Linked DNA regions of Homo sapiens: region 1 is linked to region 2. The links are chromatin contacts, found by Hi-C or POLR2A ChIA-PET in ENCODE. All regions are on one chromosome and are shown on one strand. Each heading gives the region's core, a stretch centred on a gene start or an enhancer-like site at or near the end of the contact. The rest is flanking DNA. Distances are from core to core; before and after follow the strand shown. Region 1 holds the start of DIPK1A (divergent protein kinase domain 1A). Region 2 overlaps HS2ST1 (heparan sulfate 2-O-sulfotransferase 1).

The links. A loop is a pair of places that touch in the nucleus more often than their neighbours do. ChIA-PET counts read pairs that join two places held with the same protein, here RNA polymerase II (POLR2A). Pooled maps may share reads with other maps.
Region 1: a loop to region 2 is called in a map of OCI-LY7, with 9 times the contacts of the local background. The contact joins the promoter of DIPK1A here to the enhancer-like site in region 2. A Hi-C loop is called at or near these places in 1 of 168 maps with a recorded cell type or tissue (OCI-LY7) and 3 of 50 pooled maps. POLR2A ChIA-PET finds 5 or more read pairs at or near these places in 1 of 52 experiments (T-cell).

What each region holds. Positions count from the first base shown.
Region 1 is chr1:92,957,873-92,964,525 of GRCh38, forward strand. It overlaps DIPK1A (divergent protein kinase domain 1A), which reads right to left and starts at 3,590. Exons shown (of 5, transcript NM_001006605.5): 1 at 3,504-3,590. The coding sequence starts at 3,557. RefSeq lists silencers at 3,151-3,710, 3,871-3,950.
Region 2 is chr1:87,054,880-87,061,358 of GRCh38, forward strand. All of the region lies in intron 1 of HS2ST1 (heparan sulfate 2-O-sulfotransferase 1), which reads left to right. Among named protein-coding and RNA genes, the nearest start is that of LINC01140, 72 kb to the right of the region's middle. Within about 2 kb of position 2,577, at least 3 of the 41 ENCODE cell types and tissues checked have a DNase peak (open chromatin) inside an H3K27ac peak, as active enhancers do; they include OCI-LY7, where a contact is called at or near this core.

The DNA of each region.
Region 1 (6,653 bases), core at 2,340-4,839, 5.9 Mb after region 2:
TCCATCAGTAGTTACTCCCCATTTCCCCCCAGGCAACCACTAATCTATCTTTTTGTCTTTATAGATTTGCCCATTCTGGACATCTCATATGAATGAAATAATACGTGATCTTTTGTGACTAGTTTCATATATTTAATGTTTTTAAGGTTCATCCATGTTACAGTGTGTATCAGAACTTCATTTCACTTTATTGCTGAATAATATTCTGTTGTATGCATATACCACACAAGTTCTTTTCTTCACAGGCAGTAGAATCTCTTCTGCTATATAAGCAAAGCTATAAACAGTGAATAGGTGCCTGCATTAGCTCATGAATGTCTATTATGGCTGAAAATATATCATTAATTGTGTAATGCCACAGTTTTCCAAAAGCGTTACCAAATGCCACAGTGATATCTGGATTAATAAAAATACTGAGAATGAAGTTCCTTTACAAGTAAGCTGACTGCTTAAAAGTTTTCTCCTGTACACTGCAGAAAAAAGGGAACTCACAGCTCCTAAGGCCTGAACACCTCAGGACATAACTGGTCTTTGACCCCATCCAGTTAAAGACAAACAGCATAACTGCAAGTATACAAAGCTGGTCTCTGCAACCTTTCTCTCCTCTTCCTGGCCCTCCATCTCTTCCCTCTATCTGTGAAATAAATCCAACTTCTTCCTGTACTCTTACCCTTCCCCTCCCCCCAAACAGAACAAGATCTCTTATACCTGCTGAATAGTTATACCCTCACTCTAAATTAAAATAATACATTCATTCACAGGAAAAGTTACTTAAACCAGACATCTGTATTCTAAGACATTCTTTCAAAACATGAAATCAAACTAGTTTCCCTCATAAGAATTTGTGGCATGAATGAGCTGATAAGAGGAGGGTTTTTTGTTTTGCTTTTTGCAGAGAGACCCATCCAAATCACAGTAAACTCACTCCATGGCAAATCAAATTTAGTTAGTAATCTCAGGTTGATGCATATCTAGAAAGGGGTGGGAAAAATAAATTGTTATTAACTTTGTTAGGCATGATAATGGTATTATGATTATGTCTGAAAATATCTTTATCTATTAGAAATGTATATTGAGGTACTGAGATGAAATGATGTGATGCCTGAGGTTTACTTTAAAATACTTTGGTTCAGCCAGGCTTGATGGCTCATGCCTGTAATCCCATCACTTTGGGAGGTCAAGGCAGGAGGACTGCTTGAGCCCAGGAGTTTGAGACTAGCCTGGGCAACACGGCGAAACTCCGTGTCTACAAAAATTAAAAAAATTAGCTGGGCATGGTGGTGTGCGCCTGTAGTCCCAGCTTCTCAGGAGGCTGAGGTGAAAGGATTACCTGAGCCTGGAAAGTCCAGGCTGCAGTGAGCCCAGATGGCACCACTGCACTCCAGCCTGGGCAACAGAAGGAGACCCGTCTCTAAATAAATAAATAAATGAATAAATAAATAAATAAGTTTGGTTGGAAGAGGGAGTGGGGGAGGTGAAATGAAATAAAATACTGATGAGGGTGGCTGATGGGCATATGACAGTTCATTATTGTTTTCTGTTTTCTGAAGGTATACAAATTTCCACAGTAAAACACTTTTTTTTTTTTTTTTTTTTTGAGACGGAGTCGCACTCTGTCGCCCAGGCTGGAATGCAGTGGCACGATCACGGCTCACCACAAGCTCTGCCTCCCAAGTTCACGCCATTCTCCTGCCTCAGCCTCCCGAGTAGCTGGGACTACAGGCGCCCGCCACCACGCCCGGCTAATATTTTGTATTTTTAGTAGAGACGGGGTTTCACCGTGTTAGCCAGGATGGTCTCGATCTCCTGACCTCGTGATCCGCCCGCCTCGGCCTCCCAAAGTGCATGAGCCACTGCGCCTGGCCGTTTTTTTGTTTTTGTTTTTGTTTTTAAGAGGCAAGGTCTCACTCTGTTGCCCAGGCTGGAGTGCAGTGGCGTGATCTCAGCTCACTGCAATCTCCGCTCCGGGGCTCAAGCCATACTCCCACTTCAGCCTCCCGGAGTAGCTGGGACCACAGGCACCCAACCAACTTTTTTTTTTTTTTTTTTTTTTTTGTATTTTTAGTAGAGGCGGGGTTTCACAATGTTGCCCAGGCTGGTCTCAAACTCCAGAGCTCAAGGAATCAGCCCGCCTCGGCCTCCCAAGTGCCGGGATTACACGTGTGAGCCATCGCGCCTGGCCGGTAAGCTTTTTTTTAAACTCACATAAAAGATTACACAGAGGTACCTGGCCTGGGTTGAATTCTAGAAGGGGTTGTGACAGTGTTACTCAAGTGCACAATTACTATTGGTGGTGCTTGCTACAAAGACTCAGTTTTATTCGTACACGCTTAATATCATGGGTTGTCAAATCATGCTTCCAATTTGCAATACGTCACTCATTTCAGGGTAATGACTTACACATACAATTTTCAAACAAAAATGTAAGATTTACTTGCCTCATGATGGTTACCTTCTCAACTTTTTTCATAATTTATAAAAGCACCAGCTGACCCCAAATCATCTACCTCTTGGCCTTTTAATGTAAGCGGTAAAGGAATACTGTCCTCTGAATGCAGCGTTGGCTAACACTGCTGACCCACGCAAGGCATTGATTTGTAGTTGTTTTTCCATCGGAGTGATGGATTTGCGCTCAGCTACTCGCGGTGTCTACTAGGTCCCCCTGGTGACCAAACAGTACACTTAGGCAGTAGTAGGGTTCCAAGGCACAGACTGGCAGCGGAACAGAGGGTGGAACGGGAAATCATGAAAAATTAACACGCGAACCGTACACACGACATGACTGAGAATTACGTTTGCATTACTAGGGTATTTGGGATCCACAGACCAGCCACTAGCCCCTTTCCTTTAAAAAGCAAACACCCATCCGCCTGGTTCAGGCTTATCGGTCTCCACCTCCCATTTAAATCTTGGGTGTGATGGAACGACCCAACCAAGGGGCTCGGCACGAGGCACACGCTGCTTTTTGGAGCCTGGGGAAACACTGGTGTGACAAATTGTCATAATTTTCTAAGACACGGAGGAATGCTACACCACCTTTCCTACCACCGACTTAAGACCCAAGACACTGAGTCAAGGGCAACCGACCTGCGGGGGCCCACGGGGGAGGGGGGAAAGCCCCGAAAACACCAGGGAGAAGGCGGCCCGTCGAGCTCCGCCTGGAGCGGCGCAGGGCTGCGGGCAATGCCCGGAGCGCGGGGTCGTACCCAGGTCACGTCTCGGGGCTCTCAGGATGCGAGGGCGTACCCGGGCGGGACGACTCGGGCCCTGGAGCCCGGCTGGCCGCGGCGCGGGAGCCGCGAGGGCCGCGGTGGGGGGCGTCGGCAGAGCCGCTGAGGGGGCTGGGGAGGGCGCGCCGCCAGGTGCCGGACGGCAGGGGGCAGCGGGGTTCGGGCGGGCACAGACCCAGGGAGGGAGGAGGGGAGCGGGCGAGTCCTGCGCGGCGCGGCAGGGCACACGGCCGGGTGCTCCCGCAGCTGGTGGCTGGGCGGCCGCCGGCCTACCTGGAGGTAATAGGGTTTCCTTAGCCAGGCCCCCGGACAGAGACTCCTCGCCATGGTAATCACACATCGCCCCGCCGCGCTGCAGTCAGAGGCGGACCCGAGCGCTGGCGGCCGGGCTCCCCGCCTCCCCCCGCCTCCCCGCCCCCTGCCCGGCCGGGCCCGCCCACTCCCCCGCCCCCGCCGCGGCGCGCGCCGCGCTCCCCTCGGCCCGGCTGCAGTGAAGGCGGCGAGAGGCCAGAGGCCCAGCCTCCTGCCCTGTTCGCCCGCCGGCCGCCGCGGCTGTCAGAGAGGCTGCTGCCGACTCCGCCATAAAGGGGAGTCGCACCTCGCCTCCGCCGACACAAATCGACTGCGCCTGGAGCTTAAAGGGGAGGCGCGCGGAGGCGGGAGGGGGCGCCGCGGCAGCGGGGGTGTCGCACGCTCGGCGCGGATTGGGGCGTGCTTCTCGCTGGCTGATGCGGCGACCCCCGGACCGCGCTGGCCTCGCAGTCTGCTCCGGCTTCCGGCTCCCCGCGCTGCGCCCAGCTGCGCGTCCCGCCACCCGCCCCGGCAGCACCGACGCTCCCCATGGACTCTTCTCCTGGAGTCAGGACGTGTCTGGACGGGTTGTTTGGAAATTCAAGGGAAGCTTGGGGCTCCTTCCCTGGGGACTGGCTCGTCCTCCCTCGCCCTTGGTGGCGGTCGGGGGAAGGGGGTGTCTGCCGCAGCTGGAGACGCAGACCGGGGCATCCCCCCAGGACTGGGCTCAGCTTCGAACGCGGACAGGGCGCCCCACTGCTGAACTCGGTGCCCCCCTTACCACGCTCCAGTTCGCCTCTAACGGCCTACAACTTTTTTTAAAAATGTACTTTTAAAAAATTCCGACTTTTTTGGTTTATATTGTTTTTAAGACAGCTTCAGAGTTTTCCTGGCCCCGTCCAGGAACACTGATTTCAAAAGAAAACAAAAACAAAAACACCGAATTAAATACAGTCCTGAAGGCAGGGAGCCTGGGACGTGGCCTGCTGCTTGGTTAAGGCTACATAACACAGGGTGTGGTGTCTTTCTTTTGACAATGAGTTCCAAATAAGGGAAAAAAGAGCCACCCTAGTGGGAGAACAGCTGTTGATCCAAGTGACTTGTAATGGAAGAAGCAGCTTTTTTTTTTTTTTTTTTTTTTTTGGCTGCTTTTTACCCCACCTACCACGTTTAAGCGTGATGCTAACAAAGTTTAGGTGGCCCGTTAGAGCTCATTCCGGCCTGTTGCTCTGAGAAGGGGTTTCCCCAGAAGCAAACCATTACTCATTCTCACTTGGTTTTTGCATAAGCCTTGTTCAGGTGCCTTGTTCTGAAGAGATACCTTCATGTCTGCCCCTTCCCTCAACCCACACACAGACACAGGTTTTAAACCTAGGTGATTTTTGTTGTGGTGGTTGTTCTTTCTGTTTTTGAGAGGGGTCTTACCATGTTGCCTAGGCTGGACTCAAACTCCTGGGCTGAAGCCATCCTCCCATGTAGCTGGAACTACAGCTACTTGGTCTTATTTTATTGCTTGCAGATAAACCAATTTTTCATTGATTTTGTTTGGGTCAAGAGACAGTAATTTCTGAGTAAGATAAGGATGAATCCTAGTGGTTTCATTCATTCATTTAATAAAGATTTATGAGTACCCAGGCACCATTCAAGTTGTTTCGGTTACATAAACAAAACAGACAAAAATCCTTGCGCTTGTGGATGTGAGAGAGAGGGGCAATAAATAATAAATGTAATCAATAAAATCAAATTGGATAAGAATGCTAATAAAGGTTATGGGGAAAACACCAAGGGAGATGGGGAAGACTACAAATAGAGGAAGTTTGAGGCAAAAGAGGAGTTCAGTTTTGGAGAAGTTCCATTTTAAGGTATCTATTAGAAATTGAAGTGGAGATCTTGATTAGGCAGTTGTATGTATGAATGAGTCTAGGATTAAGGAGCGTGGTCCAAGCTAGAGGTATATGAGAGATATCAGCATTTAGATGGCGTTTAAAGCCATGAGACTGCCTAAGATCACCAAGGAAGTGAGTGTAAATAAAAGACGACTGAGGATGGAGCTCTGGGGACCAATGCAGCTTTAAGACAGGGTAGTGGGTGAGCCAGCCAAGGAGACTGAAAGGGAGCAGCCAGTGAAGTGGGAGACCCGAGTGAGGTGCCCTGAAGCCGAGTGAAGCTTGTGGATCTAGGAAGAGGGAGTGCTCCTCTGCGAGTGAGCACTGAGAATTGACTGTTGGATTTAGTGACATGGAGGCCATTGATAACCCTTCAGTGGAGCAATAGAGGAAAAACTTGATTGGAGTGGTTTTAAGAAAAAAATGAGAGGAGAGAAACTGGAGGTGGCTAATACAAACAATTCTTTTGAGAAGTTCTCTTACAAAGGGGAGCCCAAATCTGGGACAGTAGAAGCAGAGTCAAAAGAAGATTGAAAAAAAATGGGGAGAGGCCAAGCACAGGAGGTCAAGGCTGTAGTGAGCTATGATCGCATCAGTGCACTCCATCCTGGGTGACAGAGTGAGACCCTGTTTCTTTAAAAAAAAAAAAAAAGAGAGAAAGAAGGTGGTAGGGGGAGAAATACTTGTTTTTAATGGGAATGATCCGGAAGAAAAGGGAAAATTCATGTAGAAACAAGAAGTGAGAAGTGCTGGAGTGGTGTCCTTGAGAGGGAAAAAGCGTTTGAAAACTAACACACAAGTGGAAGGATCATTTGTAGACGAGTACAGACTGTTGATCTATGGAAACAGGCAGGCAGGTGGGTAGGCATGGTAAATAGGAATCTTTGGAAGTTCTCTTCTGATTGCTTCAATTTTCTTAGAGATGTAGAAAGAAATGCTATCAGCTGGGAGGAGATGGGAAAGATTATGTGAAAAGGGAAGAGAAGGTGTGAAATGTCATCTAGGAGAATGAGAAGACAATGGACCAGAGAATAATTGTGTGCTTGTTGAGTGTCATGTAGGGCCCACTTCAGTTTATGGTCATGAATTTAAGTGAGACAAGTTAGTATGAGTGTGCTTCTTTCTCCAGCAATAATTAGCTCCTAGGAAGCAGGTCCAGAGTAGGCTGAAATTCTGTTTAATCACATTTTACTAAAGGAACAAGAGCAAGGAGAGGAGAACAAGGAAGTTGAGGATATAAGCAAGG
Region 2 (6,479 bases), core at 1,327-3,826:
ACTAAACTTCTTGTGTAGTAAACAATCGAGATTTCGTTACAACAGCTGATGTTTCCCTAATTAATACAGTGCCCCCTTTATATTACAAAGCCCTTCTTTGAAACAGCTCCTTAATCATTTCCCTGCATTCCCTTTCTCTAAAAACTCAAACACATAAATATCTGGAAATTCATGGGGCTGGGAGGGAACAGATGCCACATTACATTCTAATCCAGAACTTTTCTGCCATTGTGCCCTCCCCATCCTATTCCCTAGACCTGTTAGGCTTGGATATTGTTCTTACACAAGCTTGAAATAAAGCCTTATGAAAATGGGCTCTTCCACAGACCAGCTACATACTTGATTTCTCAGTTTGAACTTCAGTGTAGACTACAAACTATCCTGAATTCCTTTCTTCATCCCCATTTATTCTTCCTTCCCCAATTCTCAAATTCACTGAATGGTACCATCTTCCTCCTCAGTAAAGAAGCCTAGAGACAGTACCTTAGCCACTTCCAATTCCGTCTTCTACTCTTGTCACCTAAGCCTCTAACCCATTAACCTATCTCCTTCCAGTCCCCATGCTTCTTCCTTACTGCAGTTGCTTTCCTTCAAGTCTTAATCCTCACTATGTCTTCAGGCCATTGATACTCAACTGTAAGCGTTATCACTCTATAAAATCTTGCATTGTAGAAGTCCCGCGTGGGTTACTTAAAACTCTTTAAAAAAATGGCTCTTTATCGCTTATAGAAGTTGTTCTGAAAGTGCAGTCCATGTACCATAGGGATGCTTAAGACTCCTTTAGGGCTTTCACAAAATAGTTCACAATCATTTTCATAATAATTCTAAGATGTTAGTTGCCTTTTTCACTAGTTGACATTTGTCCTTATGGTAAAAAGCATTGGTGGTACCAAACTGTACTAGTAGGCATTGTGTTTTTTGCTGCCTTTCTCTAACAGCCCAAACCCTCAAAAGCCATTTTCACATAAGAATGTCCGTCAGAAAGCAATAACTTTATTAAATATTGACTATTTTGTGTATGTCCTTAATATTCTGTCACAATATATAAAGTACATCAAGCACTTCTGCATACCAGAGTACAGAGGTTGTCTTGAGGTAAAGCACTTGTGTGATTGAGTTGTGCTGTGGTTTGAATATGGTTTGTCTCTACCAAAACTCATGTTGAGGCTTGGTCCCCATTGTAATGGTGTTGAGAGGTGGTGGGACCTTTAAGAGGCATTTGGATCATGAGGAATCTGCTCTCATGAAAGAATCAGTACAGTCTTGAGGGAGTTAGTGAGTCCTCACTCTCTGAGGACTACATTAGTTACAATGAGATCAGGTTGTTATGAAGCAAGATTGCCTCTCGTGTTTGCGCTATTTTCTGCATATGTCAGTTTCTCTTCTATTCCTCCATCATTTTTTGATACAGCATGAAGCCCTTACCAGAAGACAACAGATGTGGCTGCCCAGTCTTGAACTTGCCAGCCTAAAGAACCAGAAGCTAAAGAAACTTCTTTATAAACTACCTGGTCTCTGTCATAGCAAGAGAAAATAGATTAAGACAAGTTGCAAGCTCAACAAGGCAATTTTTTTCATAGAACACTGTTTTTACTTGAAAGAATGATCAACACACAAACTATGTTTATTCAGACTTGTGTAGTTGGGAGATATTTTCTCAAAAATGAATGAAGTGAACTTGTCGCTGTAAGGAAAATAGTTGACAGTATTAGTTGCCAATTATAAAATTCAAAAAAACTTGTATCTGCCGCTATGAACATAACAGTTTCCCAATACTTAGACTTCTCTGAGATTGGTGGTGTTATAATGAATGTGATTTTTTAAATTGTATAATTTTTATTATACAATTCTAATGTATTAATATTTGGAGGATCTGCATAACTCCGTATACCAATATTTTTCAAATGACAGTGCAAAGTATATCAATATAACAGTATATATTCACTGATATGAACTTGAATAGTGTATATTCATTAATATGGTTTTCTATCACATTGCAGTTAACTTTTAAGAAATTAACACTAGGTTTTAGTGTAGAATTGAAAAAGAATATTTCCAATTATTTGAAAAGGCTACTAAAGTACTCCTTTTCCAACTGTATCTATATGAGTCTGATTTTCTTCATTGACTCCAACCCAAATAATATATGGTAATATTTTGAATGGAGAAGCAGATATGAAAATCCAGTTGTCTTCTATTAAGCCAGACACTTTATAAGATTTGCAAAAATATGTTACACTAAATTTTTTTGCTTTTGGAAAATTTTTTCACAAAATCATGTCATTTATGCTGACATGTCATATTGTTATTTTAAAGTGAGTTAATAAATGTTTCTCAATTTTAATTACTAATGTGCTGTTGCTAGATGTAACCCACATAAACCAAAGCTCTTTGGTGTCCTTAACAATCTTTAAGTGTATAAAAGGTTCTGAGACCAGCAAGTTTCAGAATGCTGGCTTATAGGATATGGTTCATATTCCTAATATGGTGATTAAGACACTGTGATCTGGCTTCTGCCCACTTTTCTGCCTTATGTTTTACCTTGCCCTTAATTTTTCTCCTATCTTCTAAGCTTATTAAGAACCACTTTTAGGGCCTATATGCACTCTACAGTGTTGTGCCTCCAAGGACTTTGCTCATGCTTCTTCCCTTTGCCTGGAAGGTTTCTTTGTCACCCAGAAGGCACTTTTTTTTTTTTTTTTAAAGACAAAGTCTCACTCCCAGCACTCTGGGAGGCCGAGGCAGGTGGATCACGAGGTCAGGAGATCGAAACCATCCTGGCTAACACGGTGAAACCCCATCTCTACTAAAAATACAAAAAATTAGCCAGGCGTGGTGGCAGGTGCCTGTAGTCCCAGCTACTCAGGAGGCTGAGGCAGGAGAATGGCGTGAACCCGGGAGGCGGAGCTTGCAGTGAGCTGAGATCATGCCACTGCACTCCAGCCTGGGCGACAGAGCGAGACTCTGTCTCAAAAAAAGAAAAAGAGAGAGAAAAAAAACTGTATTTTTTGTCTTAAGCTAAACAAATACATCTGGGTGAAACTGAATAAAATAGGATTGTGGGAGAATAAGTAGGCATCCTACTCCCTTCCTCCCACCCAGTTGTTACTGGCCTGCTTCTCTCTCTATTTCTGCTTCTTTCGATTTTGTTTTAGCCTCGGGGTGAGTGGGTGGAGGGAGTCCAAAAACACATCTGTACTGTAGAGGAGAAATTGATAGCATAGCTTTATGGAACTTATCTCAGGGTTATGCAATCCAGAGGTCCCCTGATTTCAGCTCTCATCAGTGCAGGAATCCTTTTTCCATCATTCTTTGACAGGTCCTCATGCAACCTCTATATGAGTATCTCCAGAGACTAATAACTTACCACCCCCTAAACTGCCTGTGTCTTTACTTTGCACTACTAATTATTTGAAAGCCCGTTCTCTCTTGAGCCACAGTCATATCTTTTTTTCTGGAGTAATGCTACAAAAAGGATTCTGCCTCTTTTTCACAATAACTTTTCAAGTATTTCAAGAGACTGTTAGTCATTTTTATGGATTTTCTCTTAGCTAAGTGCACTGTTTTGTTTTGTTTTTTTTTAAGTTTTTTATGTGGCATGATCCATCCAGCTCATTCCCATTCTGGAGTACTCTAGCTTTTAACGTGTGCCTGAAATGACACATAATAGCCCTGTGTGACTAAATACAAATTTCTTAGGAACTGTTCCTTCCTGTGACTTGAAACATTAATTACTGTGTTTTGGTTAGGAGTATAAGCTTTGGTATCAGACAGATGAGGGTGTGAATTCTGACTTTTTTCCCCTGTAATTCATATCTCTGAGTCTAAATTCCGTAATGTTACCATATAGGATTATTGCAAGAATTAGGTGAAGTAATGTACATTTAAACATGAACCGTTGGCTGGGTGCGGTGGCTCACGACTGTAATCCTGGCACTTTGGGAGGCCGAGGCGGGGAATCATGAGGTCAGGAGATCAAACCATCCTGGCTAACATGGTGAAACTCCATCTCTACTAAAAATACAAAAAATTAGCCAGGCGTGGTAGCAGGTGCCTGTAGTCCCAGCTACTCGGGAGGTTGAGGCAGGAGAATGGCGTGAACCCAGGAGGCAGAGCTTGCAGTGAGCCGAGATCACACCACTGCACTCCAACCTGGGCAACAGAGTGAGACTCCGTCTCAAAAAAATAAAAAATGAATAAAATATGAAGCATTGTTCCTGGCTCACAGTAAAGGCTCAAAGTAGAAGCACTTGTTACACTGATAATTATATACCTATTGGCACAGCCTAAAATTGCCATACGTTTTTTTGCAGCTGCTTCACATTACTGTTAATATTATAATCATTATGCTAGTATATTTGTTGTTTATCAGCTTGTGCTACTACTCAGGCTTTTATGCCTTCTCCAATTAGCCATCCCCACATCTTGAAAGCCAGCTCTGTCCTTTTAAGGCTGAACTTACTCAGTGTATTTTCCAGAAGGTTTTTCTCCAATTCTTGGATCCAGAAGTATTTTGTTCTTACTTATGGCATTTGTTACAGTGGCATTTGTTCAATTTTGTACAAGATAGACTATGAAAATAGGAACAGTTCACTTGAGAAATTTATAAAGAGATGAGGGATGATGAGATTAATGTCTTAATAAAGCTCAAGAAAAAGGAAAAGCATGTATAGTTGGACTCCCCATTTTGTATCAGCGTACTTATTTCAAGTGACTGAAATGAGTAAAGAAAGAAGCCTTGAAGTCAGCTCACCTATGATTTTTAACTATGATATTTTGTATTTTAAAAATAGATACTTGGTGCAGGTGTTATTGGCAGACAGAAGTAAGAGGCTAGGGTGAACAGGCTATGGGCGTCTGGTAAAAGAATTTTTTTCCCAAAAATGCTCTGGGAGTTTCATTCCCAAAAGATGGATGCAGGTAAATCTGACTCTGGTCAGTACAATCAAGGCAAATTGGTGTTTTTCTAAACTGTGAATTGGGAGAGGATTCTACTTACAATTTGAATAATAGGTCTCATCTCTATACTTATTCTGGTACATTTAAAGAAAAACTTAGGCCCTATATTGGACCTACTTCAGACCTTACAATCCATATAGTAACCCATAAATAAGTAAAACCTTTGTATGTTGTGATTTTTTTTCCCTATTCAAGAATGATACCTAGAATATTATACAATTACTAATTTGGGGAATGATATCAAGAATTATGTTGTTTTTGGCTTTGGTTGTGGTTTTTTATAACTTTAAATTTTGAGATAATTATATATTCACAGGAAGTTGCAAAGATAGTACAGCATGTTTTTCTTTTAAGCACCTGGAAGACAACCATCTTCTGTCCCTCTGTTTCACTTATTTACCATGCCTATTTCAAAGGAATGTTGCAGGAAACAATTGCAAAATGCTTTTGCAATCCCAAAATAAAATATATCAAATAATTTTAAAAGGCATTTGCAAAAAAAAGGTAGTTCTATAATATTGTAGTGCTGTATTTAACTATAAGGCTCTACCTCTTCCTATAATAGAAATAGACAAAATCTCAGACAATCAGTATAATGTGGAACATGAGCTCTAGAGTCACATTGACCTGTAATGGTATCCTGACATCAGTAAACAGCTGGTGATCACTTAAAGAGACTCAGTTTTCTTATTTAAATGGGGATAATAATTCTGCCTCTCATGATATGATGTATATAAACCACAACACAGCATGGGTGTAACAGATGATATACATAAAACACTTAAAGCATAGTGAGAATTCAATGTTAGCTATTACCAATACTATTTTTTCATGTAGGTGATTAGTGTATTTCTCAGATTGATAATAAAAGAAGGTTATAACTTATAAGGATTTCACATTGTTAAATTAATGTAATAACTGTAGAAAAGTATAGCCATAGCCAAGCTTGGCAAGTACATTTAGTAAAATATAACTCATATTCCTTTAACGTAGTAACCTTAGCAATAACACAAAAAGAAAAGAATTGGTGTTTTTTGGATTGATGGGGTATTTAATAATTACTTTAATGTTTTTATCTAATAGATCATCTCAGGAGCATTAACTCCAATATATTTTTAGTGAGAACCTTATCACAGATGAAGTTGTGAAAGAAAATTTGATATTTATTTTGTAATGTATTTTCAGAATGTTAAGGATTAACATATATTTAATGTGGAAGCATTATGTTTGTTTAAAAGATGTGTCTAATAAGGGCCTACAAAAATTTATTGTACATGAAGATACTCAATAAATATTGTTAAATTGAGAATAAATGACTAATTTATAAACAGTTAAATATTTTATAATTTGTTTTTAATGTTATTATTAAAATGAACCTGTATTATAAGATCTCAATATTTGGTAATTTTTTTGAAGTGAAACAAACATAAGTTAGCCATTTTACAGGGAACAATTCACTGGCATTTGGAACATTCACAATATTGTACAAGCACCATCTCTATCTAGTTCCAAAACATTAC